Regions from separate parts of the Homo sapiens genome. Here region 1 is linked to region 2. Evidence: chromatin loops called from intact Hi-C (ENCODE). Cell type or tissue: thyroid gland. All regions are shown on one strand. Links, peaks and the distances in the headings refer to the core of each region. The heading gives the core; the rest is flanking DNA.

Region 1 (15,588 bases), core at 3,827-11,826, 80 kb after region 2:
CTCGACTAAAAATACAAAATTTAGCTGGGTGTGGTGGTGCATGCCTGTAATCCCAGCTACTCGGGAGGCTGAGGCAGGAGAATCGCTGGATCCTGGGAGGCAGAGGCTGCAGTGAGCCAAGATTGTGCCACTGCACTCCAGCCTGGGCAGCAGAGTGAGACTGTCTCAAAAAAACAAAACAAAAAAATCGCAGGGGCCCATGGGCCTCCTGAAGACCCTCAAGAGACCTATAAGTCAAAAGATCCAAGTTCCTAACCTGACTCTTCCACCAATTCCCAGAAAGCTCTTCATTCCTCCATATGATGAAATGATCACTCTAGCCCCTTCCCACTCTTAGGTTATGTCTAAGTGTGGATGCCTCTTGATCAGCAGCAATATTTAAGGACAAAAATAAACATAAGGCGATGACAAGCTCCGCTATACCTGATGAAAACACATTTCTGAAGTGTAAGCAAATGGACATTTGTCAGTAAATAGTTTAATGTTAGAATAAACGTTCTTTCCTCTCATAGCAAGCTTCATTTTCCTTCACCAAATGGCTCTTCAATCTCCCTCACCTCAGCAGAACCCCAGGATCAGATGGTGGGAGGGAGGGACAAATGATCACAGAACTCTGCTTGGTAAAATATGAGAGTGACTCCAGCCAGAACAGATGTTTGCATCATCACTTAGCCATGTATCACCAGGGAACAGCTGGGAAGTGTTGTGTGTTGCCAAATTTGATCAAAAGAATTTTAAGTTTGGAACAATGTTTAGAGATGATCAGCATGAAGAGGCGAAAAATAAAGGAGTCTTAAAGTTACAGAACTTGCTTAAACCATCACAGTAACAAAGGTGATGTTTAGGTAGCAGAAGCCTCCGATGGAGGATTGCTTAGGCCACCAGGCCAGGGAACGAATGCTTAAGCAAAGACCTAGAAGCCAAAGTTTCTCAAGGCCTCTTCAGGGAACAGCAACTAAAATTATTTGAACTCGAGTTCTCCATGGGGACAGAGTAATATAAAGAAGAGTAAAGCCAATAAAAAAGCACCAATTTCGATATTTTGAAGATATATACATTATAGATGGAGCAAGGTAGAGCAGTATGTACTCTGATCTTCAGAAAGTTGTGGAATAATAACACAATTACACAAGGATAGTTTTGAATGTCTTGCATTTGTTTAATGCAGGTGTTTCATTGTTAAGTTTATTTTCCTATCTAATTTTGAGGCCAACCAGCTGAAATTCTCCAGAGAGGAAAGCAAGAGTGTCAGGAATGCTGAGGCTCTTGCACTCATCCCAGGGACTGTGCACAGAGCCACAGTCATAGATGAGGACCCCAGAACATGCGGTGGTAACCCTGGGCCATGCAAGGAGGACTGATTACCTCCAGGCAGGGATGGGGCACCAACACTGCCATCAGGAGAAAGCCTATAAGCAAAGCCTCCTAGAGTCTCATATGGTGCTGCCCCAATTTGGTAGCCACGAACCACATGTAGCTATTTAAATTTTAATTTAAACTTTAGTTCCCTAGTTGCACTAGCCCTGTTTCTTTTTTTTTTTTTTTTTTTTTTTTTTTTGAGATGGAGTTTCGCTTGCATCGCTCAGGCTGGAGTGCAGTGGCGTGATCTCAGCTCACTGCAACCTCCGTCTGCCAGGTTCAAGCGATTCTCCTGCCTCAGCCTCCTGCGTAGCTGGAATTACAGGCTTGTGTCACCATGCCCAACTAATTTTTGTATTTTTGCAGAGTTGGGGTTTCACCATGTTGGCCAGGCTGGTCTCAAACTCCTGACCTCAGGTGATCCACTTGCCGCTGCCTCCCAAAGTGCTGGGATTACAGGCATGAGCCGCGGCCCCGAGCTCTGCTAGCCCTGTTTCAAGTTCCCAGCCACATATGGCTAGTGTCTACCTTATCAGATGTTGCAAATACAGAACATCTCTATCATCACAGAAAGTTCTATCGGACCATGCCAGTCAAGAGTAAATCTTCTTGAACGTTAATGTGCCTTTAAATCACTTGAAGATCTTATTAAAATGTAGCTTCTTATGGAGTAGTCTGGGGAGGGGCCTGAGTCTCTGCATTTCTAACAAGCTCCAGGTGGATGCAGACGGTCGTGGCCATGGCCCTTGCTGAGAGGCTAGGGAGGAGGCACAATGACCCTGTTCAACGCTGGCCTTGAGCTGAATGGTAAACATGTCTCCTGCTCTTACACAAAGAGCACCTTGTACATTCAAATTGCAGTTCTATAAAACAGTGAATGTTAGACGATACAGAATCACTTTCCCTTGTCTACCCTTCCACCCTTACACTATGTGGTTTTCAAAAATTTCAGGGTTCGAAGCAAAAATATACAGACCACTGAATCTCTATCTTCGCTACACTATCTGCAATGGAGATTTCCTTAAGAGAAAGCCTGCCCGGTATAATTTAAGCAGCTGTGTTTCTAGAAGATAAGAGCAGCCCTTGTACATTCGGACACAATGGTATCTTAAAGAGAAACAGGCATGTGCAAAAATTCAATGTGGCTGCATTAGTACAACATATTTAGAGTAATGAAAAAGAAGAAAGAAGCTCTCCAAGCTTAAAAACAGAAAATTGCATCACAATAGAAAAAATCCCACAGATAAATATACCAAATAATCTATCTGTAGCATTGCCACAGTTTCCAAACAGAAATAACTCACACGGTTTCATCTTTAAAAACAAGAAGACAGATATATCTGTGATGTACATAACCTAACATTTCCAAATGATCCCAATTAATCATATAACTATCCACACAAAGTAGGTCTTACTGTTTTCATTTTTACAGGTGTGAATACCAACTCTCAGACGAAGTAAGAAACTGCCTGGGGTTCACCCAGTTCTATCTGGCTTTGCAACTCATACTGGTTTTATTGTCCTGCGCTACTGCTCCAACTAGTATGAAAAACTAGTTTACAAGTAGATGAGAAGAGGGCAATGACACCCTGTAAGCAGAATAACTATTGCAGACTGGCAGCCTCTTCTCCCAGCTAGCTACAGTTTACTCACCTGCAAGTGGAATGGCTCACCCATCTGTCCATTAAAAGATTAATCTTATCATTAAGAGATTTCTGCTAAAAGCACTGAGGGAAAACATAAACCAGTATGTTCATTATTTAATCTTGCTGGGTTTTACAGGATTTACAGTAATTATGGGTTAATGTAGATATATATCCTAGATTATAGAATAACCATCCAGAGAAAAATCCAAGAGTGAGCTTGTAACAAGGTCCCCTGCATGAGAATTAGCAGCCAGAGTACAACCTGGGACGTGACAACTGGTATGAGCATGTTCTCACAACCAAGCAACCTGGCTGAAAAGTGAGTCATGAGGTTGTGGGGAGAGGTGGGGGCCATCAGAGCATTCATCATCCTAGCTTGTGAGAGTGAATGGGGGCACTCACAGACAACAGGAGTATGCATGAACTGGCCCGGGGAAACCTGTCCAGCAGGCACCTTATTCAGAAGCCTTGATGTTAGGGAGTTGGATTTTTCTCTGAAAGGAGAGGAAGCCACCAAATGAGTGGCATAATCCAACTTTGCATTTTAGAAAGACCTTCCTATGGGCCGGGCGCAGTGGCTCACACCTGCAATCCCCACACTATGGGAGGCCGAGGCGGGAGGATCACTTGAGGTCAGGAGTTCGAGACCAGCCTGGCCAACATGATGAAACCCCCATCTCTACTAAAAATACAAAAATTAGCCAGGCATGGTGGCACATGCCTGTAATCCCAGCTACTCGAGAGGCTGAGGCAGGAGAATTGCCTGAACCCAGGAGGCAGAGGTTGCAGTGAGCCGAGATCATGCCACTGCACTCCAGCCTGGGCAAGAAGAGTAAAACTCCGTCTCAAAAAAAAAAAAAAAAAAAAACAACCTTCCTGGCCCTTGCGTGGAGAACAGGGCTAGAAGAGGAAGAGATTATTAAACCTCACAGGCTTAGTCCATAAGAAATGTGTGCACATGTGCTCACAAGCGTGAGCAAACCATCCTAAGAAAATTCAGAATCTGGGGCTAATTTTAAACCCGCTAATGTTGACCTAAATTAGACACAAAAAAAGTTGAATTCTTCCTATGCCAAAACTAACCCCCAACTCTCATGCTCCTCCCCTGGCAAGGTCTACTGCATGGTATTATAGAAAGTGGAACCAGCCCTTCAGGCCAGAGGGCACCACCTGGAAAAGCAACAAGCCATTGTCCTCAATAGGGAAACAGTTACCAACAGCAAAATGCAGCCAGACGAAAATCTGTCTGGATTGTTCCAGTCATTTGTTGAGCATCTCCTACATGTTGGCACTGCAAATGTAAAGATAACCGAGGCACAATTCCTGTTCTCAAGAAACATATGGACAGACAAGGCAGTTATTCTGATACAATGTGAGAGGCATGGCAGAGGCCGGCCCCGGTGCTAAGAGCACAAAAGAGGAGCAGGTGATGCACGCTCTGTGTCATCGTGTCTTTTGGCACAAAGTGTGGTTTCCAGACTTAGCAACATCCTGTATTACCTGGAAGCTTGCTGGAAATGCAGAATCTCAGGCCCACCTCAGATGAGTTAGCCAAAGGAGGATAAGTGGGAGGAGGCATTTAAAAGACAGGAAATGGCAGAAGCAAAATGACCGGTGTGAGAGGGATGGTTGCACATTCCCAGCTTGCAGAGATCAACATGCCTGAAGCACAGACTAACAGGCACAAGGTGGTAAACAGAGAAGCTTTGAAGGGGTGGAGAGGAAGACCAGGTAGAACCTTCTGAGTTACAGGCCTGAGACACATCACTGTACTTGGCAGAAGGGACACCAAGGAGATCAGGTGGTCCAGACAAGCTTCGGTTTGGAGGGAGCCAAGAGTTGTCTGGCACAGGCTTGAGAACTTGGAGAAGGGAACTTAGCTGGTTTTGTGAAACCAAACAAACTTATTTCCCCTTAATGACATTGCTTCCCAGCTAGATCTGTGCCAAAGAGTAAAAAGAAAAGCACTCAAAGAACCTTCACTACTCGATCTCAGTCCAGGCACAGGGCTTGGGCAGGGTTTCTTAAAGGCACCTAAGTATAGGAATTACCTGGAGCATTTGTTCAAAATTCAGGTTCCCAGACCAAAGTGTAATCTGTGGAATCAGAAACCCATGAGAATGGCCTGAGGAGTATAGGCTTGGGAAGCAGCCAGGGTGATTCCACACATCAGGAAACCTGGGGTCTGTGGGTGAGGGATGGAGAGCACCTGATTCCTAACACTGTAGGTGGTCAGCAAGTCATAGGTTCCCCTCTGGCCCTGTCACAATAACCCAAGAGGTTGGAAGGTGCTGACTCCACTCCATGTGCTCTTTATAGAGGTTGTTCAGGTCACACATCCCTTAGGGGACAGAACATGAAAAACAGTCTTGCTCGGTACCTGACCTAGAAAGGTGTCATTCTTGATGTGCTAGTCTTACATATTTAATGGTAGACTTGTTCCTCTCTCCATATTTGATTCATTCAATACTCATCATTCAGTACCTGTTAGGTACAGGCACCTAATAGGTACAAGCAAGAAAACTTGAGTTCTCTGACAGATGAAAGTATTAGTTAATGTTAGTATGAACTGACTCTTGAACTTTGACAAATATAAGTATTTATATATATATGAATATATGTATATATCTAACTCAGTGTCTTTATACCTTTTAAAAAGATGAATCTAGAAAAAAAAATGAGCAAAAAGCATGAATAAGCATTTCACAGAAGATAAAACTTAAAAGGCCAGCAAGCATATGAAAAGATGTTCAACTGATCAGTAATTGGGAAAACAATAATTAAAAAACATTTCCTATTCATGAGCTTGGCCAACTTTTTAAAGTCTGACATTTCCAAGGTTTGGTGGGATGCAGAGAAACTGGACAGCGTCCTACACTGCTAACAGGAGCATAAGTAAGCGCGACCAGTTTAGAAAACAACTTGTCATTACCTAGCAGAGGTGATGATGTACATAGTAAGTACTTCTGCTTCTAGATGGAAACCCCAGAGGAGTAGCAAACATGACTATAAAATATGTATAAGAATGTTTATAGGCCGGGTGAGGTGGCTCACACCTGTAATCCCAGCACTTTGGGAGGCCAAGGCAGGTGGATCACCTGAGGTCAGGAGTTCAAGACTAGCCTGGTCAACATAGTGAAACCCCATCTGTACTAAAAATACAAAAAATTAGCTGGGCATGGTGGTACACACCTGTAATCCCAGCTACTTGGGAGGCTGAGGCAGAAGAATTGCTTGAACCCGGGAGGCAGAAGTTGCAGTGAGCCGAGATCACACCATTGTATTCCAGCCTGGACAACAGAGCGAGACTCGGCCTCAAAAAAAAAAAAGTATGTTTATAGTAGCATACTTTGTAATTGAATAAAACTGGAAACAATTCACACATCCATTGACAAAAGAATGGAAGGATACTTCCATATATACATATATACATATCCACACATATAAACCACACACACACACACATATATATACATGTGTGCTCATGTTGGTCTGATGTATTTTATAAATATTTAGTCCTCAGTTCATTTAGTAATTATAATAATTTTCATTATTTATACCATGTATTAAGGCATGTGCTGGGTGTTCTTTACATATCTCTAATCATCATTAAAACCTTGTAAGGTATAATCATTCCGCTGCAGTTGGAGAAGATGAAGTTGGGTGATGCCTTTAGCCTAAAATCACACCACTTGGAAATACTGAAGCTCAGATTTGCACCCATTAACTCCAAAGCCCAAGTTCTTCCTACCATATCAAGTTCTTTCCAGAAAGATCTTTAACCCAATAATGTATGTTTTACTCATTATCTTGATAATGATGTAAGCATGAAAGCAAGTTAATTCCTCCTAACCTTGCCCTTGATATGTAGATCTACTCTTCATTGAAGCTAAAACACACACGCACACACACACACAACTCATATGTAATAGCAACAAATAATGGACGGCATGGCCTCCTTAGGAAAAAATGAAAGCTAATTAAAATAATCTCTATTGAATGTAGGCTAAATTTATTTGTGCTGAGGTTCTATAATTCATGAGAATTAACGTGACTGATCCATAGAAGATATTCACATAAAGAGGAAATAAGCAGTTAATACTTCTCTTCGTAGTCATGCCATAGCAAGTGGCCATCAGCTTCCAGAGCTGATGCCTCCCGTCACATCTGAAGCTCTCCTACTGTGATGTCTCACCACTGCTTGGGGCTCAGGTACTCTGTACAATGAGAGCTTCCTTTCAGGTTCCTGTCACTTGGAAGATCCATCTTGATCCTGGCTCCAGCCCCCTGCTTGGCAACTCAGCCCTATCAATTATTAATCCATCTCCAGCTTTCATCGCCCGTTTCTCCCTCTCCCTTTGATCTTTTTCCTCAGCTTACAAACATTCTCCCCAGGACATCCTTAAAAATGCCCTTTGCTTTCACTCTGATATGCTCTTATGCACTAAGCTCTCTCTCCCACTCCCTTCTCTGCCCACCTTGTAGAAGGAGCCCAGCCTGTCCCAAGGTCCCACGTCCTTGCCACCTTCTCATCATTTAATCCTGTTTCCTCATCTACAAAACTGAGATAATCATGCTTCTTCCTGGGCCTTCGTGAGGCTTCTGTGAGAATGTGTGCATGATGCCAGGTGCTGAGTGGGAGATTATTAGTCTTCTCCTTCTTAACAATTTTTCTCTCTCTCTTGGATTCCATTTTGCCCCTTATTCTTTATCCTGGTCCTGGGTCTTCGTCTCTTGTCTCTGCCATTTGTTCAGGGATCTCATTCAGCCCCCTGGCTCCAACTCTGACCTCTATGCAGAGATGCGAATGATTCTCAAACTCAATATCCAGACTTAACCCTTCACGCATAAGTCAGCAGGTCCCAAGCCAACCCCAGATCACAGAGAACCCACTATTCACCAACTGCTTCTCCTCACCACCACCATTGCCAGTTTCTTAGAATTCGGATATCGTAATCATCATGAACTCCTTTGTTCCCCCATCACTAATCACTTACTAAAGGCTGTCTTATTCTATATTATACATAATGCTTGAATCAAGGCCTTTCTGATCATACCTTATCCCTAGCCTTGGTCTCAACACCTCTAGTTGAAACAACTTCAAGAGACACCTGCCTAACTCCTTCCCTGCTCCTGTATCTCTTCCCTCCTCTTTGTCCTACAAGCCAATGCAGAGAGACCTTCCTAAAACACAACCCTTGTCCCACGCTGGCCCCTCCTTCTGCAGCCCCCTGTAACCTCCAAATAAAACCCCAAGATTGGCTCCATTTGGTAGAAGCTCCATTTGGTGGAAGCTGAGTGATCTGTACCAGCCACCATATTGAGAAATTTTTATCCCTGTACATGTGTATAAGTACATGTAAATGTATATCATGTGGGTTTAGACACGTGCAGATGACAAAGACCTAAGGCAGACTAATGCTCAGAGTAGAAAAGAGTAATTAGTAAGCTGGCAGATCATAAGTCTCTCCACATATTTGTTCCTTAACTTGTTAAAATTATAAAACAATGACCATGATAAAAGAAAAACTTTTTTTTCATAAAATGGCTTGCTTTTTTTTAAGAAATGTCTTTCATTTCACACCAACGAGCCAGCAAACATTCACCTATCTTTTTCACTCTAAAGTTTAAAGCCGTTGGTAGCCCCACGTCCATATCTTCGATGTTTAAAAACAGATGTTTAAAAATTACAGATTTCCCTAAAATCTGAAAAGCTGGCCTCTTGAAAACTCAGCTGACCACTTGGCACTGGCTCAGCATGGCATCACCCCTGTGCAGGGAGCTGGCTGGAGAGGAGTAACAAACAGCTGTCCCTGTGGCCAGGCCACCCACCCTGCTCTCTGGCCACATTCATGCCTGCACCACTTAGTTCCTTTAGATCACCTATCTGACCCCTGTAGGAATTTGATGCTTTGGCCCCTCATATAAACAATGAGGTCTTATTGTAATTCCGTGGTATTAGAGCCCTGTGATAGGCAAAGCATGTCCAGCAAGTTCATTCTGAGCAAAACATCCTTTTAGGTGAGATCCATTGGCCCTTTATTGAACTCATGGAAGGAGCACGTTCATTTCAGATTGTACATTTCCAGCTTCTTGGGAATGTCCAATAGCGTGGATGTTTGAGAACATCAGCCAGTTCAGATGTACGCCTTCCCTCATCTAACTAGTCTCCCTGCCATAAATGAATATGACATTGGTATAATGTATTTCGTGTTTTGCACAATGAAACTAGCACCACATGTGCTTCCAAATGCTCATTATTCCCATGTGGATAATTTATTCTCCTACATTTTCAGGGATATGAGTTAGAATGACTTGTTATGCCCTCCAAAATCATCTTTGTTTTCTTAAAAATGCTAGGACAAACTGAATTAAAATCTAAAATTTTTAATTTATCTTAATTAATACTCTAGCCTTTCCTTCCTTATTCTATTCTGATTTTTTTCCCTATTCTAACTTTTTACTTTGTATTTCACAAGGTATAATCTTAAACAGTTTTGTGGTTAAGTTTAGCGTTTTTTTTTATGAGATGAAACATTTGACTTCTCTGCTATTTTAGGTTCTGAGAGTATCAGCTTTTGCTGAAGGTATAAAGGTGTCAAAAGTGTCACTTGTCCTTCTCTTGTCTCTGATTTGTTGACCATGAGGCCCTTTTTAACTTCCCCAATTGCAGCTCCCTTACTATTTTGTCTTCTCCAGTTTTGTGCCTGCACTTGGTGTTATTTTTCCATACTCTCACCTCCTGACCTGGCCTGAGTTCTAGGTGGAAGTTTCCATTTGCCTTTCAGGAATGAGCTCTTATCAAAAGATCACTAACTCATAAACATGCTTGCTTGCCAGCTGCTGGCACAGCACTCTGCAGAGAGAGGACACTTAGTTCAATGTGGGACTTGGGCTTCTTCAGAGAAACCCTAGCACTCTTCAGAAGGAACCCGTGGCAGCTCGAGGCATAGACAATCCTCATTAGGTACCCAATATTTATTAACTAAACTCTTCACCCAACTCCCTTCCCTCATTGCATTCCCAATCTAGTGGCTGGAAAGGACACTGCCACACACCTGGAAGCAATGGACTTAAAACACGGCATTGCAAGAGTCTTCCCCACATCCGGCCCTCTGGATGCCTAGCCTTGTCCCAGGATGCTGGTTAACTTGTATGATGACAGGGAAGGATGGGCTAGAGTGATATTTTAAGTGCAATCTCCTCCATAAACCACTTCTACAGCTCTGGCCTTGCCACTGAGCCAGGAGCCAAGTCTGCCAGGTCACTATGTTTCCTTTGCCCCAAGGAATCCAGGAAAATACCGAGAGCACTGCCAGATGGCAAGCAGCCACCAAGGCTGCTGGGTGGCCCGGGAGGAATGTGACTGTGTGTCCTTTGTGTGGTGTGGCCCCCTCCCTCAGCCTGGCCAGCCTCTGCTCCCCAGCAGTCCACGCACATTCCAAGGTTTTATGTGTGCATTTCAATGAAGCCCAGCACCCCACCACAGAAAATGTCACCACTGCCTCAGGCCCTCCGGGACTTTTAAAGCTTTGAGCCCAGCAGGTTAAACTTATAAAACAAAGGTCATAGATCACTCATCCAATGCCTGAATAAATATCTGTTTGTAAGTTCAATATAAAAGGAATATAAGTTTAATATGAAAGGAATTCTTCCATTATCCTTTTTTTCTTAAATAGATTTAACAGATTTAAAAAAATTTTAATTTCAATAGCTTTAGAGGTACAAGCATTTTTGGTTATGTGGACAAATTATATAGTGCTGAAGTAGGATTTTACTGCACCTGTCACCCAAGTAGTGTACATTGTACCCAGTAAGTAGTTTTTCATCCTTTACCCTCCTTCTGAGTCTCCAATGTCCATTATACAACTCTGCATGCCTTTGCATACCTATAGCTTAGCTTCCACTTATAAGTGAGAACTAGGTTTTTGGTTTTCCATTCCTGAGTTACTTCACTTAGAATTATGGCTTCTAGTTCCATCCAAGTTGCCAAAAAAGACATCATTTTTTTCTTTTTAGTGGCTGAGTAGTATTCCTTGGTGTATATATACCACATTTTCTTTATCAATGCATTCATCAGTTGATGGGCATTAGGTTGATTCCATATCTTTGCAATTGCTTTTCATTCTTAAAATGTTTCCTTATTATAAAAAAATCTCAAGAGGCTAGGAAGGCAATTAATGCATGCTTAGTTCATGATATTAATAAAGAACATTGGTGGAAGTGAAACTTCACCACATCATAAAATTCTGCATGCTCAGGGATCATAACGGAAGCAGGAGGTTAGGACACCATAAGAAAAAGAGAAGGGGGATTAGGCCTTCCCACAGAACTATGCCTTGTCCCTCTCATGTTTTCCTCACAGGCAAACTCTTCAAAGCAGCAGTCCCCAACCTTTTTGGCACCAGGGACCAGTTTAATGGAAGACAATTTTTCCACGGATCAAGGTGGAAGTGGGGTGGTTTCAGGATGACTCAAGCACATCACATTTATTGTGCACTTTATTTCTATTATTATTACATTGTAATACATAATGAAATAATTATACAACTTACCACAATGTAGAATCAGTGGGAGCCCTGAGCTTGTTTTCCTGCAACTAGACAGTCCAATCTGAGGGTGATGGGAGACAGTGACAGATCATCAGGCATTAGATTCTCATAGGGAATGTGCAACCTAGATCCCTTGTATGCACAGTCCACAATAGGGTCTGCACCCCTATGAGAATCTAATGTCACCACTGATCTGACAGGTGGCAGAGCTCAGGTGGTAATGCCAGCTATGGGGAGTGGCTGTAAATACAGATGAAGCTTCACTTGATCACCCACCACTCACCTCCTGCTGTGCAGCCCGGTTCCTACTGGTCTGTGGCCCAGGGGCTGGGGACCCCTGCCTTAAAGGACTTGTGTCAAAAGTCACCATCTTGCTCTATTCTGCAAATTCCCTCTTGACCACCTCCTCTTTAGGGCAGCAGAGGGCTTCCTGTCTGGAGCTCCAAGCCTGAAAGACATCTGCAGGGAGGCACAGTGTTTCTTCATAAACTTCCTTCCTCAAGCTCACAGGCTTGGCAGTTTGCTTAGTAAATATCAAATTCTCCCCAAACTAAAAAATAAAGATTGCTCCTGGCTAGGTGTACCTTGACCACTGGACTCTCAGTCCTCTGAGCCTCTGATGGAGTTTGAGGTCACTTTTAGGAGACTGTGCCGTGGTCTCCACAGGCAGAAGAAAAAGAATGTGGCCTGTTCTGCAAGGCAGTGGAGTTAGACACAGGGGGACTTCAGTTCACATCCTGGCCCTGGCCCTTCCTGGTTGTGTCACCTGGGAAAGGCCACTTGGCTCTCTGAACCTTGGTTTCCTTGACTGTGAATGGGGACAAATGTCCAACACTAAACAAGAGGATGCACACAAAGCTCCCAGCAGCCTACCTGGCCCATGGCACTCACAAGCCCAATAAACCTAAACTCACCCATCCCTTCCTGCTTACCCAGCAGTAGAACAATGGGTTTTCTGAATCATTAAGTCATTTTAACAAGCTTTTAAAAGCAAACTAGCTCAAACCAAAGGAGACACAGCCCATGCTTATCAACAGTCCTCTCCCAATGTCTTAAAGCCTTGGGATTCTCATGGTTTCCAGTGGAGGTCAAGGAGAAAAGAAGTGTTGTAACATGATCAGAAATGTATGGCCTCCCCTTTAAAGAGGAAACTATAATTAACAGAAGATGCCAACATCTGAATCTCTCCCCTCCCCCACCCCTCTGCTTTTTTTTTTTTTTTTTTTTTTTTTGAGACAGGGTCTGGCTCTGTCACCCAGGCTGGAGTGCAGTGGCACGATCTCGGCTCACTGCAGCCTCTGCCTCCTGGGTTCAAGTGATTCTCCTGCCTCAGCCTCCTGAGTAGCTGACCACAAGCACACACCACCACGGCAGGCTAATTTTTGCGGGTTTTTTCTGTAGAGATGGGGTTTCACCATGTTGGTCAGGCTGGTCTCGAACTCCTGAGCTCAAGCAATCCACCTGCCTCAGCCTCCCAAAGTGCTGGGATTACAGGCGTGAGCCACCGTACCAGGCCGGAACCCCTTATTTAGTGTTCCTTGCTCAGTGTTTCTCCAGCTCTGCAGCCACCCTTATGGAAACTGGAACCACTCTGCTACACACATGGACTTCCATTTGATTTCCTCTTAGTCAACACACAGTGTGCAGTGTGCTTCTGAATTCAAATATCCAGGCCCACCTGGCAGATCCTTTGGTCCCTCCTAGTTTGGAAAAGGGAGGATCTCATGAAATCAGGTATCCTGCTTAAGAGAAAGTTTGTGCCTTTCAAAAGTGAGCTCTAAAGCCACCACAAACCAGAAAGCCAGCAAGGAGTGCTCAAGGTTCCAGATCAAGAGCTCCCTGACCACTGGCCTCACTAGGGCATCATCTGGAGTGGCAGAGTCCTACCCTAAACCACAGCCGTCGTTGAGAAGGCACAGAGTCCTTCCCTAAACCACAGCCACCACCGAGAAGGCTGTCTTTTAGCCAGTTACTTCTTGGCATGAATTATTTTAACCTGGATAGCTTAACAAGAAGCCATGTTGATTGTAATGAAAGAACCTTTTGTTTTGTTCCAGTTTTATTTGGGTTTGAGGGGCAAGGGGCGTTAGAATTAAGACAAATCCATTTTGGTGATTTGAGAATGACTTTGTTTAAAATTGAGATGTTTTTAGGGGCTTGTTTCAAATGGAGATTCCCTAACCCATCCCCAGATTCTGATTCAGTAAATATGAGGTGGAAACCAAGAATATACCTTTTTCTATCAACCCTCTGCCCTAGTGACTTTAACATGGTCCTAAGACCACAATAGAGAGAAATTGGATCAGGATATGCCACCCAAAAATCCCCAGAACCTTAATTTGGCTTGAGACAAAAGTTAAATCCCCACAAACTAATTATTTAAAAAAGAGAACCCAGAATATGCACATGTTCAGGAATCAGAGGCAGGAAAATCATGGTGCATCAAAGCCTCCCTAGCAGCCCCACACAACACTGATTCTCTCTACCCACAGTCCTACCTTCACTCTTAACTCCAGCTCACCCTGTCCTCATCCCGGCAATCCCTCTCCTGAGATTCTGATCTTGGACTCTGACTTTGCAGCATCCACCTTGAGATAAAGCAGCTCCAAAAGAAAGAAATGTCCGTGGAAATCCATTAAAACCACTTGTTGTTCTCTCACACTAAGGGTCAAATCATAGCTCCTGAAACATAATTAAATAAAGTCATTGACACATAAAACTGTCTGCACGACAGGCTTTACAAAGGGCTCAAAGGGCTTTGCTATTTTTAGCTTTTTACTAAATAAGAATCTAGTGTGTCCAAATTAATCACACATTTTTCCTTTGCCAAATTTTAATTAATAAGATGTGTGTGTGTGTGTGTGTGTGTGTGTGTGTGTCTGCATGCACAAGAGATCAACTAGCAAAGAAAATCTTGCTTCAGGAAGCAATAAAGAGATCATTTGAAATATTGCAATTCAAAAAAAAATGTTGCTTATAAACTTAAACATAAAAGAGTCATTTCTTATATTGAAACCAGTTACTTCACTGGATTCATTTAACACTCTGTCCTGGACCTAGACAAAAATACAATTTTGCTTTTAAATTATGCCATCCCAAAAATAACCATTCCATTTAAAGATATACATTTTTACTCTGTGGCTGAAGTTTTCCAACCTGGACCAAGGGGAAAAAAAAAAAAAAAAAAAACAAGACAGCTAGACAGGAAAAGAATACCAATCCAGATGATTTACCTAGGAGCCATATCCCTGAAAACAGTCACAGCATACCCCCTGGAAAGAAAGAGGTGAGAGCAAAATGGAGGCAGTGCCCAAGCTACAGATGCCCCTGAAATATATAACCCTTCAGAGTAAACATCAGCCAAGACAACAGAAAACTGTTCAGATGTTGACCACAGCAACCTCATCTGCAATGGTTCCACCATGTAAAATCCAAAATTTGGAAATAAGGCAAAAAGACGATGAGGTGCTCTTCCAAGGTGACACGGAGTCTTGTCTATCAAAGTCACATAAGGGTCACCTGATGCTTTAGGGAGGCAAACTCGGCTTGACTTAATATTTGCTAATCTTAAAGGTCTAGACTGTAAAATTAGATGCTAACTTGTAAAAGATTGGTAAGTTGCAAATAATTTCTGTCCTATAGAGGAGGCAACTCAACATTTATGGTTTTATCACCTTATGTCCATTATATACCTCAGCTGTGTCTCAGCAAATTTTATCTCAGCATTGTTTAGTTTCTTTGACTATATAGACTTACCATAAACCAGCTTTGCCATCCTGCTAGTTCCCTCATTGATGAGTTAAATAAATTTTTGACTCGTGCTCATTCTATATTTGTATGAGAGTCATACTTTTAATTTATTGAAAATTACACCTTGAGATTTTCTTTATCGTTTAGTCCACCTATCTCCCTGTCTTGCTCTGAAGTCTGAGCTTTAAAATTAGTTCCAAAATATCACGAAGCCTAGGAAGGTTCCATTTGGCTCATATAGTTGTCATTAATCCATCATTACTGACCACAATCACAGTGCT
Region 2 (15,588 bases), core at 4,934-12,933:
TCCATTATAGATCCATATTGAGCATGTCCTTGGAGAATTGATGGTAATTCACTAATGCCTAAATGCATTCTGAAATCCTCATATGCTGGTCTGTTGCTTGGATTAGTATCGATTCCCTTGTCTCTTACCTAAGACAGTGCACCCTAACTCAAGATGTGCAGCCTTCACCATGGAGGAAGGGAACTATGGGATTTACAGTCCTTTCACTCCAAGGTAAGAGAGGCAGCTTTCAGAAACACATTCTCTACTTCAGTGTCGGTGAAGGGGCTGTTTCCCATTACAGTATCAACCATAGTGCTTTAAATGGGAAAATACCCAAGGGTTTTAACACCTCTGCCAAAATCTGCTGTCCAGGATGAAGCTGTTCCCAGGGAAGGGGGTGAAGAACAACACACACACCCATTTCGGAATTCTCAGAGAGACCAAACACAACTGAGAACAGGATCAAAGGAACTATTTCACAGCACAGAGCATCCCACAGGGAGGGCGGTGGGCCACAGGGGAATCCCCAGGAGAATGACAGGTTTCTCAATCAGTGACAAGCTCAGTGTTGTGGTAGGCAGATGATCATAACCGATGACCAGCTAATGGCCCATCAGAAGCTCCTGTGTTATTCCAGATCCATTGGAAGATTGACATAGTCATCTCTCTCTCTCTCTCTCTCTCTCTCTCTCTTTCCCCCAGCCTGCCTTCTCTCTCATAAACATGTCATTAATGTTCATGCTACCAACAGCTGGATCATCTGAGTCCCTCCAGCTGCCTCTCAACTGGCCCAGGGGAACAGAACACCTGAGCCATTTTCACTTGGGTGTTGGGCCCATCCGTGGCCATATGGTGCCTCAGGCCCTGGAGGCCTCCTTCCCTCAAACCACTTTCCTTACTAGGTGGAAACATTCAGAACCCAACCGACATCAACACATTAGCTATTTCCCCTAGGGTTTGTTCAACTGGAAAAAGAACAGTAGTCACTTCTAATGGGCCTGCGCTACCCCTGGCCTGGTGCAGAGTGGTCTCTGAAATCACATGGCAAGGAAGGGAGGATGACTATCCCATTTAATAGATGAAGAAACTGAACCCTGAAGAGCTTAGGTAACTTGGTAACTTATCCATGGTGAACCATCCAGGAAATGGGAAGAAAGATTCAAATGGTGGTGTGACAGTTTATGAGACTTGTGCTCTCCTCACCATGCCCACAGCTAGAAGAGCTGAGGAATTAGACATGATAGACATGTACGTATGTATACACATACACACACGAATAGATAGGATGGATGGATGGATGGATGGATAGATTAGATAGATAGATAGATAGATAGATAGATAGATAGATAGATAGTTAGATAGACACAAAAATGCTTCCAGGGATGACCCCTTTGTTTAACACCTATCTTCCTAGATGCAGATTCCCCTCTCAATATGTCCATTAGGCCTCTCACCTAGCATTTGGAACTGAGAACATACAATACCCACATCCCTTCAGAGCTTCTTATAAACCCACCCATTCCACATTCCAGCCCCTTTGAAAGAGAGCTTTTGACTCTGACTCATGGGATCTTGAGCAACTCTGTTTTTGCAGAGGCTCCTGTGAACATCTCAGCCCAGCCTTTCACCGGGACCCCACTGGCTTGGAAGGGAAGGTGAGTTGGGGTTCTGTTGCTACGTACCCAGCCCTACATGGTCTCCAGCCACAGACACAGGCAGGATGGCCACGGGTGGGAGAGAAGGGAGGCTTGAAACAGCCAGAGCTCCACAGTGCAAAGGTGGCGTGGGTGAGCTGTGGCCAGACTTACCTTGAACAATACAGGCACCCAGGTAGGCAGCATCAGAAAAGGAGCACAGCAGGCGGCCATGAAAAATGTCCCTTTTAATCTGAAGGTATAAAAGGTATCTGCAATACAAAAGGAGAAATGGTCACTCTAACTTTTGGCTGAAGTCTGGAAGAAGTAGGATTGTTCATGCTTAGCTCCCATGGTGACCAGAGCTTTTCCCAGCTCTAGAGACTGGCTTAGACATGCCCAGCCCTTTGTAGAACAAGCAGAGGAAAGCTGAGAGGGGCCCTCTGAATTCAGAAAATCAGAAGTGTCTGCCGAGCAGATCTTATCAGCCTCCAAAGCTGAGCAGGCTCGGCCTTTTCAAAGAGGCACGAGAAGAAATGAGGAAAGCCACAGGACCCAGTGGCCAGAGCTCCTGGCAGCAGCTCCCGCACGAGGACAGCCATGGCCACCGTCATCACTAGCTGCATCTCAGGCACATGCTGCCCAAGCTCTGTTTCAAACGGAGAGCCAGGAAACGGACTCAATCCATACATAAGGCCAGCCTCATCATTTCTTAGGGGCAGAGAGACACATTAATCAACCTCAGACAGACGCAGTCATTATGAGGCCAGAAAGGCAACTAACTGATTCACAACTAGAGCTGTCATCTGTGTAGAGTCTCCCCACTCCAGGGATGGCACACTCAGATGCCTATTGAGGCCAGGCACACAGTGGCCTGTGACACGGGCAAGTCACCTGTGCTGGTGCAAGAAGTGCTGGAAGCAGGATGGGACACAGCAGCTCCCTAGAAAGGGGGCAGCCACTGCACAGCTCCAGCCTAGTGCTGCCACTAGAAAAGCACTTTGTCCAGTTTTTCCAGAAAAATAGCAAGGTGGGAGGCAGGCAGCAGAGCAGTGTGCCAGGTTGCAACCCCTGGCTCAGGCTCATTTTGTCCCTGTCCTTTCTGTTACTCCACACTGATCAAGCTCTCTTCCAATTTCCTCATCTTCTCAAGGTTCTTTCATTCCAGGCTCAGGCCTGGGATCTGTTGTTTCTGAGCAGAGTAACTTTACAGATGTGTGCAGATTCTTTCCGTGCTTCCTTTAGAGTTTAACTCTCAAAAACCAATGTTTTTTCTCCTTCTCAACTTCTTGGGGGTTTGTGGGGAGCATCTCTCAATCAGTCCCAGTTATCACCTTGTGAGGTTAATTTTTTATGTGTCAACTGGATTGAGCCATGGGATACCCAGATATCTGGTTCAACATTTTTTCTGGACGAGGGTGATTCTGGAAGAGATTAGCATTTGACTTGGTGGACTGAGTAAAGCAGATGACCCTCCCCAGTGTGAGTGGACCTCATGCAATCCATTGAGAGACTGAATAGCACACAAAGGCAGAGGAAGCTGAATTCACTCTGCCTGACTGCTTAAGCTGGGACATCAATCTTCTATCCTCAGTGTTCCTGGTTCTCAGACCTTCAGACTTGGATTGGAATCTACACCATTGACTCTCTGGTTCTCAGGCCTTTGAACTACACCACTGGCTTTCCTGGGTCTCCAGGTTACAGACAGCAGATCATGGAATACCTCAGCCCTCATAATCACATGGGCCAATTCCTTATAATAAATCTCATTATGTATGAAAGGGTGTGTGTGCATGCGTGCATGTGTGAGTGTGTGTGTGTGTGTGTGTGTGTGTGTGTGTGTAGCCTATTGGTTCTATTTCTCTGGAGAACCTCAACTAATAAACGTCTCTAGCGCCCAAGTAATTTAATCTTTACTCAGCCACAGGAAGAGCGACATGTGTAATCCCCATTTTAAAGGCAAAGAAATAGAGAATCAGAGAGAGTGATTAGTGTGCTAAGGTCACAGGGACGCTGTCAACCCCAGAGCACTGGAGCTCACTGTTTCTGAGCCATTGGTTCACTGAAAGCACACTGGATCCATTGAAGGAATCAGTGGCTCACTGATGTTTTCCTTCACTGTATCTTTGTCTAACATCTGCTTTATGCTGTGCACTGTGCTGTGTGGGCACTGGGGGCATGGTGGAGGCTCAAATGACAATCTTTGTCCCCAGTTTAGTATTAAATTGTGTGCAGAGGATAAAGGCAGTCCCTAATAAGTTTCTAATTTGGAGTTGCTATGCATTCTGTCAAAGGAACAATATTATACTCATTGGGTAAGGACTCAGACTAGCTGCCTAATCTAGTGCCTCTCACACTTTAACGTGCACATGAATTACTTGAAGAGTTTGTTAAAATTGATTCTGATTCAAAGGGTCTTGGATGGGCTTGAGATTCTGTATTTCTAATAAGCTCCAGGGGGGCCGGGCATGGTGGCTCAAGCCTGTAATCCCAGCAATTTGGGAGGCCGAGTTGGGTGGATCACGAGGTCAACAGATGGAGACCATCCTGGCTAACATGGTGAAACCTCGTCTCTACTAAAAATACAAAAAATTAGTCGGGCGTGGTGGTGGGTGCCTATAATCCCAGCTACTCGGGAGGCTGAGGCAGGAGAATCACTTGAACCTGGGAGGCAGAAGTTACAGTGAGCCGAGATCGCACCACTGCACTCCAGCCTGGGTGACAGAGCAAGACTCCATCTCAAAAAATAAATAAAAATAAAGAAATTAATTAATTAATTAAGTTCCAGGGGATGCTGTGGTGCAGCTCCATCAGCCACACTTTGAGTAATAAGGTTCTAAACCAGTGGGCTTCTGGATCCTACCCCAGACCCAATGAAATCAGAATCTAGGCCCTCACCAAAACTTGTATGTGAATGTTCATAATAACACTATTCATTATAGCTAGAAAGTGAAAACAGGGCAGGGCACAGAGGCTCACGTCTGTACTCCCAGCATTTGGGAGGCCGAGGCAGGCGGATAGCCTGAGGTCAGGAGTTCCAGAACAGCCTGGCCAACATGGCAAAACCCAGTCTCTACTAAAAATACAAAAATTAGCTAGGCGTGCTGGCTTGTGCCTGTAATCCTAGCTACTTGGGAGGTTGAGGCAGGAAAATTGCTTGAACCCAGGAGGCAGAAGCTGCAATGAGCAGAGATCACACCACTGCACTCCAGCCTGAGCGACAGAGCAAGACGCCATCTCAAAAAAAAAAAAAAAAAAAAAAAAGTGCAAACAAGCCAAATGTCCCCCAGCTGACGAATACATAAAAGAAATGTGGCATTTCCATACACTGGAATATCATCCAACCATAACAAAAATGAAAAGCTGAAGATGCTACAACAGGGATGAACTTTGAAAGCATTATGCTAAGTGAAAAGACGCCAGACCCAAAAGGCTACACATTGCATGCTTTGATTTATATGAAACAACCAGAATGGACAAATCTATAGAGACAGAAAACAGATAAGTGGTTGCCAGGAACTTGGGAGAAAAGAGAATACTGGATGACCACTTGGGTGCAAAATTTCCTACTGGGGTGATGAAAATGTTTTGGAATCAGATCATGGTGTTAGTGGCACAAATCTGTGCACATACTAAACTGTACACTTCAATATCTGTCAAAATAAACTATTTTGAAAATCCAAATTGTCTTAGAGTGGTGGTTCTCAAAATTTGGCATGCTTCAGAATTACCTGGAGGGCTTATGAAAATAGATTGCTGGACCCAACTGCCGGAGGTTTCTGATTCAGTAGGTCTTGGACAGACACCAAGAATCTGCATTTATAACAAGTTCCCAGGGGATGCTGACATTGCTGGCCCAGGGACCTCACTTTGAGGACAGGCCCAAGACTATTCAGAATAGCAAGGTCACACAAATGCTTTAAATGATTAAATCTTAGCCCTTTTTAAGGACTGTAAACTACCAGGCCAAATACCATGAAGTTTCTTTTCTGTGTATTCAATGTATGCATCAAACATAAAAGCATTTCTTTCTACTTTTTGATGAGTTTGGCCATGAAAAATAGTTTCAAATAACTATTTATTGATAAATGAGAGGCTTGAGTTGTAATCCCATAACTCAGAAATCAATTTGGCAAGAGCTTCCTGAGAAAAGAAAAGCAGCTTTCACGTCAGACTTTGGGGCTGTGCCCATATCAGTGATCTCAGGAGATAATCAAGAATTACTGTGGATTCAACATAATCCACTGAGTCTTGTAAATGGTTTCACATTAAGGATGCTCATTTTTTTTATATAATAGCTACCAAAAAATAATGCATCTCCCTTTAGTGTCATTCCTGCATAAAAAGATTAAGCAACAAAAACCCATGAGGGTCTGAGTCATAAATTATTGTGCTGCCATTAATAAAATTGCATCTCTACATGGATTGGAAGATGCTACTTCTAAAAAAAATTAAAATCAACATTCTTTTTGTAACATTCAATTGTATAGAGCATTTACAAAAGCCCCAGAAATCTAAAGGATTGTAAGATGATTGCTTATATGGAGAGATAAAGGATAAAAAATGATTTCAAATATCACTTTTGTGGTTATTTTTATTATTTTGTGATTTTAAATTTGCCTTTTTCTTAACATTTCTTTACTCTTAAGCATGGTCATGAATATGATCGTAACTTCTCACATATTAAATTCTTCTCAAACTTTAGATTAATCTTATAATAAAATAACAATTTATCATACAAGAAAAACTAAATGCCTTCAAGATAAGAATTCAAACCATAAGTACCTGGGGCATTCCACAGTTTCTCAATTCGTTTAGAATTCTAAGGACTGTGTTTACTAAGAAAAGTCCATTTCTACTTGTATAAGGGCAGTGGAACATCTTAATTACCTTTGGAAACTCAAAGGGTCACGATATTCCACTATTCATACCTGAGCTATTTAGTCAAACGTAGGAAAATGTTAGCAAATACAACTGAGAGGGGCGAGAAACTAGGGTTATTAACTGAAATGCTGTACTCTTTTACTTTCAAATAGGACTTTTTTCAACAACAAAATGTCCATCCTTAATTTATATTGTGACACATACTCAATTTTTATCCTCCAGACAAAATTATAAAGAGAACAAATGACAAAAGTGAGGCATTAGGATTTGATTTGATCTTCCTAATTACACTGTTAGCACCCTGAGGGCAGGAAAAATAGCTCGCTCGCTCTCTCCTCTCTCTCTCTCTTCTCTCTCTCTCTCTTTTTGGCAGCTAATTCAGTCACTGCCCCCTGGGTAGTAACAGCAAGTGAGAACAAATTTATCAAATAAATAATTAAAATTTTCAATCCAAAATCAGACCAAGGCTACATACTATACCATTCCATTTACATGAAATGTCCAGAATGGGTAAATCCATAGAAACCAAAAGTAGATTAGTGGTTGCCAGGGGCTTGGATGGGGACTAGGGTGGAGAATAGGGAGTGACTTCTATGGGGTACATGGTTTCTTTTGAGGGTGATGAAAACTTCTAGAATTAGATGGTGGGGAGGGTTGTCCAACACTGTGAATGTACTGAATGCCACTGCATTATACACTTTAAAATGGTGAGATACATTTATGTCATGTGAATTTTACCTCAATGAAAAGAAAAAACCAGGCCAGATTGCAAAATCCCAACCACTGCTTATAACGTCCATTATCTATTACCCTCATTTCCACACACACACACCCTCTCTCCCCATCTCCCACGCCCAGCACAAACCTTACTAAATGACTGTGAGGAAATTAATAATAGAGAGCAGAACCACCTGCTCCCTCCCAAAGTCACCTCCATGCCACTAATGGTCAAGCTTACCAGAGACCCTGGATAATAACAAGGAAGCAAAATATCCAAGAACCCAAAACCTCCCCCTGCCAATGATCAGAGCAGATTACACTTGCTTTTCTGTTGCATCTATCTGTACCTAAGCAGCTTATTTTGAGAGATGATTATAGCAAGTGATTTTTGTGGTCACCAAGCCAGAGCCTCATCTAGAGTTAAGCGCACAGCAGCGCTCTCTCTCCCATCCTCCTAGAATCCTGCTCACAACATGTGCCCAGGTTATTCAAGGAAGCCAAACCCCCAGAAGGTACGCTGAAGCTGTAGCCCCAACAGAGGGAGGTGAGAAGGGAGGAGGTCCAAGGACTCAAAAATTCGGAGAGTTGGGCTGAGAAGAGTCTGAGTGGAGGGAAGCCTGCCTCCCAGTCGGTCATTCAGCAAGCGGAAGGCAGGATGACAGACAATGCATTCTGCCAGGCGATCTTTTCCCTCCCAGAAAAGCTGAGATCCAAAAGATAGACTAGGGACTGTACTGGGTATGAATTTGCCCATGTCTCGAAGACAGACGCCTCCTATTTATTTTTAGCACCCCACTGTCAGATGTTTTCAGAGAACACCTCCCCCATCATAGCCAGTGCTTTTTTCTGCAGTTAATTACACTCTCAATGACAATTGTTTTTTTAAAAAATCCCAAAACAATTCAGTGTAAGAGAAGCATTCCAAGCAAAAACGCTGAATTCCAAGCTTGCAACACTGAGACGGTCAGCTCTAGACAGGAGGCCCATCTAGCCTGCAAGACCAAAGAGATTCTGGCTGGTTAAAGGTGCACGTTAAACATACAAACAAACAAAAAATACCTTGTGAGCTCTTCTTTAATCTTCAAGGGTTCATGTGGGTAGAATTTCACTCTAAAGCACATGGTGTATGGTGGATGAGCTGAAACATCATAAAGAAAAGGCATGAGAAAAGCAGCAAAAGACCATGGCCTCAAACACACACGGGAAAGGCAGCCGTGCAGCCTGACAGACTAGCCTGGGGAGTGGGGGCCAGGAGGGGGTGATTGTTTTGGAAGAAGCAGATATGATGCCCAAGAAAACAAAGCGACAGCAACAACAAAACTCAAAGAAAATGCTTGACAGGACTCCCAGAGCAAATGTAGAATACCAGCAACCCAGTCAGTGAGCTCATTTTTCCACATCACAGCTCGCCTTCATTCCTTCATTCTCTCCAGCACACAGCTCCAGAGAACACTTCTCTTCTGATTCTTCCCACCCCTTGTGACAAACAAATTGCACATAAGCACCATTCAAGTTGCTGGGCTCACAAAAGATTTTTTTAGCCTGTGAGGTGGAAAAAAAAATGTCACTGCACATGACTAGTTTTCCCAAAATGATGGTGTCTCTGAATTAAAATTAAGGTTTAAAAGATGGAGTCAGCCATGCAGAGATCCTACTTTGCAGATTTTTAGTATTATCTATCTATAAAGGCAGTCACCTGTATGAAAATAAACACTGTTGGCCGGCTGGTCGTGGTGTCTCACGCCTGTAATCCCAGCACTTTGGGAGGCCAAGGCAGGCAGATCACCTGAGGTCAGACCAGCCTGACCAACATGGAGAAACCCCATCTCTACTAAAAATACAAAAAAAAAAAAATTAGCTGGGTGTGGTGGCACATGCCTGTAATCCCAGCTACTCAGGAGGCTGAGGCAGGAGAATTGCTTGAACCCAGGAGGCGGAGGTTGCAGTGAGCTGACATTGCACCATTGCACTCCAGCCTGGGCAATAAGAGTGAAACTCCATCTCAAAAAAAAAAAAAAAGAAAGAAAGAAAAAGAAAAAGAAAGAAGAAAAAGAAAAAAAAGAAAAGAAAACAATTTTATAACTTTCTGGTTTCCCTGAAGGGAAAATCCTATGTAGGCTGCAATTCTGGTTGAGGTTCATGATTCTGGAGTGTTCTAATTTGCCTCAAATATCCAGAACTCACCCAACCAATGGGGATTCTACAGGACTTCCAAGATCTTCCATTATAAGATCACTACCGACTTGTAATATTACACTGATAAATGCATACCAGTGTAGTGAGATGCATTCAGATTTCAGTTAACATATAAAATGAACATCTTAAATCAAGGAAATAAAATAGTTAGCATTACTATTTCCATGGATTGGACATACCACTCATTTGCTTCTGTATCAGTAAAGCTACTTGGGATCAGTTCTCAGTCTACATCCAAATGTGAATATGAAACAACATCCTATTTTACCCAAATTCATCTTTCAAGATACGCAGGGGTTAAACTGCCATCCAATTCTACACTGTCTGGACTACTCCAGATGTAGACGAATCCTTTACATAAGAAGAGCCACAGGGTTCTTGAATATGAATGTATAATAAGAATAATTTAATATGAAAAACAATTATTAAAAAGGATTTGATAGCATCTAAATTACAAAAAAAAAGAGCAGCATCTTGCTGATGATCTCAGCAGAGAAAAACTGATCATACACACACACACACACACACACACACACACTAGAACTCTTTTCATTCAACGCCCTACTTCCCTACCAACAACTAGCAAAATTCTTAACTGAGATGAGTGCTCCTAACCTGATCCTATGTTCCCAAGATTTAAGAAAAGAACCTTTTTTTTTTCCTGAAGCACTAGGAGAAAATAGATACCTTCTACATAGCAAAGAAAAAGCTTAGAAAAATACATCATTCATCTTTAATGATATCTAGAAATTCAGTTCTAATACAAAATAATTTATCTTTAAACATTTCCCAGCTTTCTTTTAAGTTTGTTTAAAGTACCATCTTTAATAGAGATAGATAGAGATAGGTAGATAGATGATTGATAGTTACATGATAGATAGATAGATAGATAGATAGATAGATAGATAGATAGATAGACATGCCATCCTGCTTCATTATTCACTTTGTCTCTAATCCTGCCCCATCTGTCTCAGGTTCGTTCCTATCCAACTTCATTACACCCCAAATTCTCCAACCCATATTAACAACTTTCATCTACATTCTTCCCCTCCTTTTGCCATCCTCACACAAATATATGCCAACATGATTGTATTATATATGTGGAGAGATTTTTAATTTATTCTAACAAAATAAGATCATACTGTACATGTTTCTCTCACTTTCCTCACTTAACGCTATATCCTGCCCATCCCTCCAGGACAGTAGATAGAGATCTCACTTAATGTCTATAGTAACTACAGAATAGTTCATATTATGAATACACCAGAGTGTACTCAATTATTCCCTTTTAATTGTCATTTAGGTTGTTTTCACACTTTTGCAATTCAAACTATTCTACATCAAACCATATCCATCCTTGTGCACAGATCGCTATATGCTTGTATTTTTATTTCTATAATGTAGACTCTCAAAAGTTGAATTGTTGGATCAATAGGTATGGGAAAATGTTTTAAAGAGAGCAGAAAAATAAAGTCCCCTGACTATCAGCAATTTATAAAAAGGAAGATCACAGAAAATGGCCCCAAACGAGAGCTGTCCTTTCTCTCCTTCCTGAAGCATTAACTTCTTAGTGTCGTAAGTTGGCTTCAATAAGCATCGGAGCTCCTCAGATACAAATAGTGACTCACACTTGTTCCAAAGGATCAGGCAATGAGGCCCAGAACTGCTCCCCAGTGCTCTCCTTGACTATGTCTGAGTGTAGGAAGCCTTCCCACCCAGTTCTCCTCACTTCAAGCTCTGAGGCTCCAGGAAGGTCTAGTGCTTCTCCCACGTACATGAAGAGTCCTTCCATCATCTGAAGATGACACTTGTGGGCCTTCTGAGTCTTCCCTAAAATAAACATCCTGGTCCTCTTCATTTGAAGCAGTTCTGAGTGGCCTTCACCAGCCGGCCCCTCCACCCTAAGTAGATTCTTGTCTGCTCTATGCTTCCTCAAGCCAGGGGCCCTAGGATTGCCAGCTTCATTCTGGACATAATCGTCGTCTCCTGTCAATGGTCTCCTCTCAGTGTTGATTTACCCTGAGTTTACAATAGGCCCACAGTCTTAATTCTTTTCATATCTGCTGTTGCTGAGTCACACAGAACAAGCCACTATGTTCCTGACATCTCCCTCCATTTGCTGGGATATGATCACAGAAGAAATCAATACAAGGTGCTCAAGATATGCTCACTATTGAACCCCTTGGCAGAGAAGGGATGAGAGCTGGCGGCAGGAAAAACAAGAGGAGGCACTTTTCAAGTTTAACATTTTCTATTTTTTTTCTACCATCATATATGCCCTACTGTGTTTTTCTCTCATATCTAGCCAACATCATTGACCCCATGTCACCAATAAAAGAAGAGTGTCCCTGTAAGTTGGAAGAACCACTCAGTTCTGTCACAGTGATCCAGGAGTAGTGCCAGAGACCTGAACTGATGAGAAGGTCAATGTCTTCATCCAGGCCTGACGAGGCCACTGCAGTGGGGTGGGGGAGGGGGGGCACTTTTTCTTTAAGAAACTTACTTAAGGTTCTATTAATAGATGCAAAAATTATATTATTATTTTATAAAGTAGTACTGCTAAAGAATGTTCCTTCACAGGGCTGGAACAAGCTGAAAAGATAAATAATTTCCCCCAAAATGCTGATCTAGTTATGGATGACAAGATGCATGAGGGTATAGAATAATATGTCTTGTTCAGCTTTTTATCCCCAGAGCTGATTATTGATAAAAGGTTGATTTTCTGAGTGTGTGGATAAATGAATTTGTGAATGATAAACCCCAGGCTCTGAGGCAGATGTCTAGAGGAACACTGAGGCCCTGCCATCACATTCATCCCTTGGTCCCTCTGACAGAATCAAAATACAGATCTAGAAAAGTTTGTCATCTGGATCACTACAGCAATTCCTGAGATTTACATTTTGAAAGCCTCTTTTCTCAGCTTCTGTTCTTCCCACTCAATATCTGGAATAAAATTCAGGGACTCTGGAGTTGGTTACGATAGCTACTTCTAGAGGCAGGATTGATTAGTTCAATCAGCAATGATCTATTGTTATAGGTAACAGACACAGTTTTAGATGTTGTACATTCATTGCACAAATGTTAGCAGCTGTGAACAGACAAAAATTTTGTCTTTTTTTTTTCTTGAGACAGAGTTTGGCTCTTGTTGCCCAGTCTGAGAGTGAAATGGCGTGATCTCAGCTCACTGCAACCTCCGCCTCTTGGGTTTAAGCAATTCTCCTGGCTCAGCCTCCCAAGTAGCTGAGAATACAGGTACCCACCACAATGCCTGGCTAATTTTTTGTATTTTTAGTAGAGACAGGGTTTCACCACGTTGGCCAGGCTGGTCTCGAACTCCTGACCTCAGGTGATCCACCTGCCTTGGCCTCCCAAAGTGCTGGGATTGCAGGTGTGAGCCACTGTGCCTGGCCAAAAATTCTGTCTTATGGAATCAACCTAAGTGCCCATCAATGGTGGACTGAATAAAGAAAATGTGGTACATATACACCATGGAATACTATGCAGCCATAAAAAGAACAAAATCACATCCTTTGCAGCAACATGAATGTAGCTGGAAGCCATTATCCTAGGCAAATTAACACAGGAGCAGAAAAACAAACACTGCATGTTCTCACTTAGAAGTGGGAGCGAAACATTGGGTACTCATGGACATAAAGATGGAAACAACAGACGCTGGGGACTACTAGAAGAAGAAAGTAAAGGGGGCAAGTGTTGAACAACAAACTATTGGGTACTATGCTTAGTACCTGGGTAACAGGATCATTCATACCCCAAACCTCAGCATCATGAAAAATATCCAGCTAATAAACCTGTGCATGTAAACCCTGAATCTAAAATAAAAGTTAAAAAGAAATTCTGTCTTCATGGAGGACACATTCAGTAGGGGTAAACAGGTATAAAAATCAAAATAAATATGTGAAATACCAGGACAGTAGAAGGTCATATGTGCTATGGGAAAGAATAAAGCCAAGAAGATGTAACAGATGAGAGAAGACTGCCACCTCTGCTCCCTTTTCCCATCCCCACTCCAATCAAACCCATGAAGTACGTGCAATTCTTTTTACTACCTTGAAAAAAAATAAAACACTCAAAAATCAAATCATTTAAAATTGTAAGTCATTGAACAAGGAGGTTGGGGGTCATCTTTAACCCCAAGTGTGGTGGCAATGGTTTGGGGTCAGAAGTCCAGCATTTGAGCACTGTGGTGCACCCACACCAGCTGTATGACTGCTGGAAAAGGAGCCTTCTCAGATGCAACATGGAAGCCCCCACTTACTCCCTGGGACATGTCCAAGGTCCTGAATCCCCTTGTGCAGCGATGACTAACCCCTTCTCCAAGCTGCTAAGTGTCTACGCAATCCAGCTTCCATGTGTTCTTATTCTTAAATTACAGGGAAAGGGGAATGACGTAAAGAAAGATCCTTCTCTGTGCCAAACATTTGGTGCAGAATCAGTACAGGAAATGTCTGATGAAGGAGCTATCTGCGCAAACCCACAGCCTGTATTGGAGCCCTCTCCCAACAGTATTATCATGAACAGCCACTGTGCATCTTTACTAGACTGGGCAGCATGGTCACCCCATGGGAGAAGACATCCTGGCCCTGTCTAATGTGGTGCTCAGGCTTCAGCACCCTTGACAGGGGTACACAGGGTGGTGAAAACCCCAAATCCCCCAGAGGATGAGCCCCTGAGTTTTGAAGAGGATGTCCCAACAGTGATCTTGAGAAAGCCACCTAATTTCTCTTTCCTGCTCTGCAGAGGTCACAGTGCCAGTGCCAGCCATCATGTCTACCTTCCAGATGTGTTTGGGTGGATCCAAATGGCTCCTGGAACGTGTACACAGGGCATTATCTAAATGTGAGATTGTGTTCTGTTGAGATAAACACTCCTACCAGAAGAAGAGAAGGAAAATGGGAGGTGGAAATAGGAGGGAGGGAATGGGGAAGACTGAATTGAATTCAACTCAACAGCTGAAAAGCATTAACTCAGCCATGTAAGTGCTAAAAACAGAGCATACCACCAGAGTAGCAGAGAAGGGGGAAAAAGTGAAATCCACTTTGAAATGCCAAGAGCTTGTAATTGCACTGAGAACAGCAGGGCTCCTCTCTCACAGCCAACTGATAGCTGCCAGACAAGGGCTGGGGAGCCAAGTGTCTCCTCGGGGCAGCTCAGTGGCCCCTTTTGTGTCAGCAAATCCCAGGGTAGCATCATTTTGCTGATTTGATAACACTGAGAACATGGAGAGAGGTACAGCTGTTTATAAAACAGAGACAGAATTTCTCATCTCCACATTGAGCCATTGCCCAGAAATGGAGTTGATAGGAAACGATTAAATTGAGCAAGATCCTGGGTGAAAGGGAAAAAGGGACTTTCTTTCTATTTCTGACCAACAACCTCAGTCAAATCTTTTAAAGATCAGATAGGATTTTTTGAGAGAGAAGCATCACTCAGCAGCATTTTTTTTTTTTTTTTTTTTTTTTGACAGAGTCTTGCTCTGTCGCCCAGGCTGGAGTGCAGTGGCGCGATCTCGGCTCACTGCAAGCTCCGCCTCCCGGGTTCACGCCATTCTCCTGCTTCGGCCTCCCAAGTAGCTGGGACTACAGGCACCCGCCACCACTTCCGGCTAATTTTTTTGTATTTTTAGTAGAGACGGGGTTTCACCGTGTTAGCCAGGATGGTCTCGATCTCCTGACTTCGTGATCCGCCCACCTCGGCCTCCCAAAGTGCTGGGATTACAGGGGTGAGCCACCGCGCCCGGCCAGCAGCTTTTTTTTTTTCTTAAAACCAAACGTTTTCCTCCAGTCATCATAAAGAATCATGGGGAAATCAGAAGCGTAATTTCAGGACTATACATACAAACTCACAATGTTTCTCATATACATTCTGATTTACAGCTAGGAAAAATCTCCCCAATTTCCTTTTTAACAATTTTTTTTATTTCGATAGGTTTTTGGGAAAACAGGTGGTGTTGGTTACATGAATAAGTTCTTTAGTGGTGATTTCTGGGATTTGGGTGCACCCATCACCCAAGTGGTATATACTGTACCCAATGTGTAGTCTGTTATCCCTCACCACCCCCAACCCTTTGTCCCGAGTCCCCAAAGTCCGTCATATCATTTTTATGCCTTGTAGCTTAGCTCATAGCTTAGCTCCCACATACGAGTGATAACAT

Evidence for each region. Hi-C counts contacts between places; a loop is a spot of excess contacts. Peaks named below come from ENCODE experiments on the same cell type or tissue, not always from the same donor. Only the 100,000 strongest peaks of a DNase experiment are listed, where the experiment ranks them.
Region 1: a loop joins it to region 2, with 2.0 times the contacts of the local background. A loop is called at or near these places in 5 of 110 quality-filtered maps.

Annotation. Positions count from the first base shown.
Region 1 is chr9:83,422,056-83,437,643 of GRCh38, forward strand. The region is part of intron 1 of FRMD3 (FERM domain containing 3); the gene reads right to left. Among named protein-coding and RNA genes, the nearest start is that of FRMD3, 110 kb to the right of the region's middle. RefSeq lists silencers at 1,999-2,293, 10,219-10,513 and an enhancer at 1,999-2,293. In thyroid gland, for the core only: no CTCF peak of the experiment used is centred there; DNase peaks (open chromatin) are centred at 8,786, 9,846 and 10,316; H3K27ac peaks cover 4,416 bases.
Region 2 is chr9:83,341,400-83,356,987 of GRCh38, forward strand. FRMD3 (FERM domain containing 3) reads right to left here. Exons shown (of 14, transcript NM_174938.6): 4 at 8,280-8,358; 5 at 1,791-1,888. Among named protein-coding and RNA genes, the nearest start is that of FRMD3-AS1, 130 kb to the left of the region's middle. In thyroid gland, for the core only: no CTCF peak of the experiment used is centred there; DNase peaks (open chromatin) are centred at 5,442 and 8,582; H3K27ac peaks cover 6,513 bases.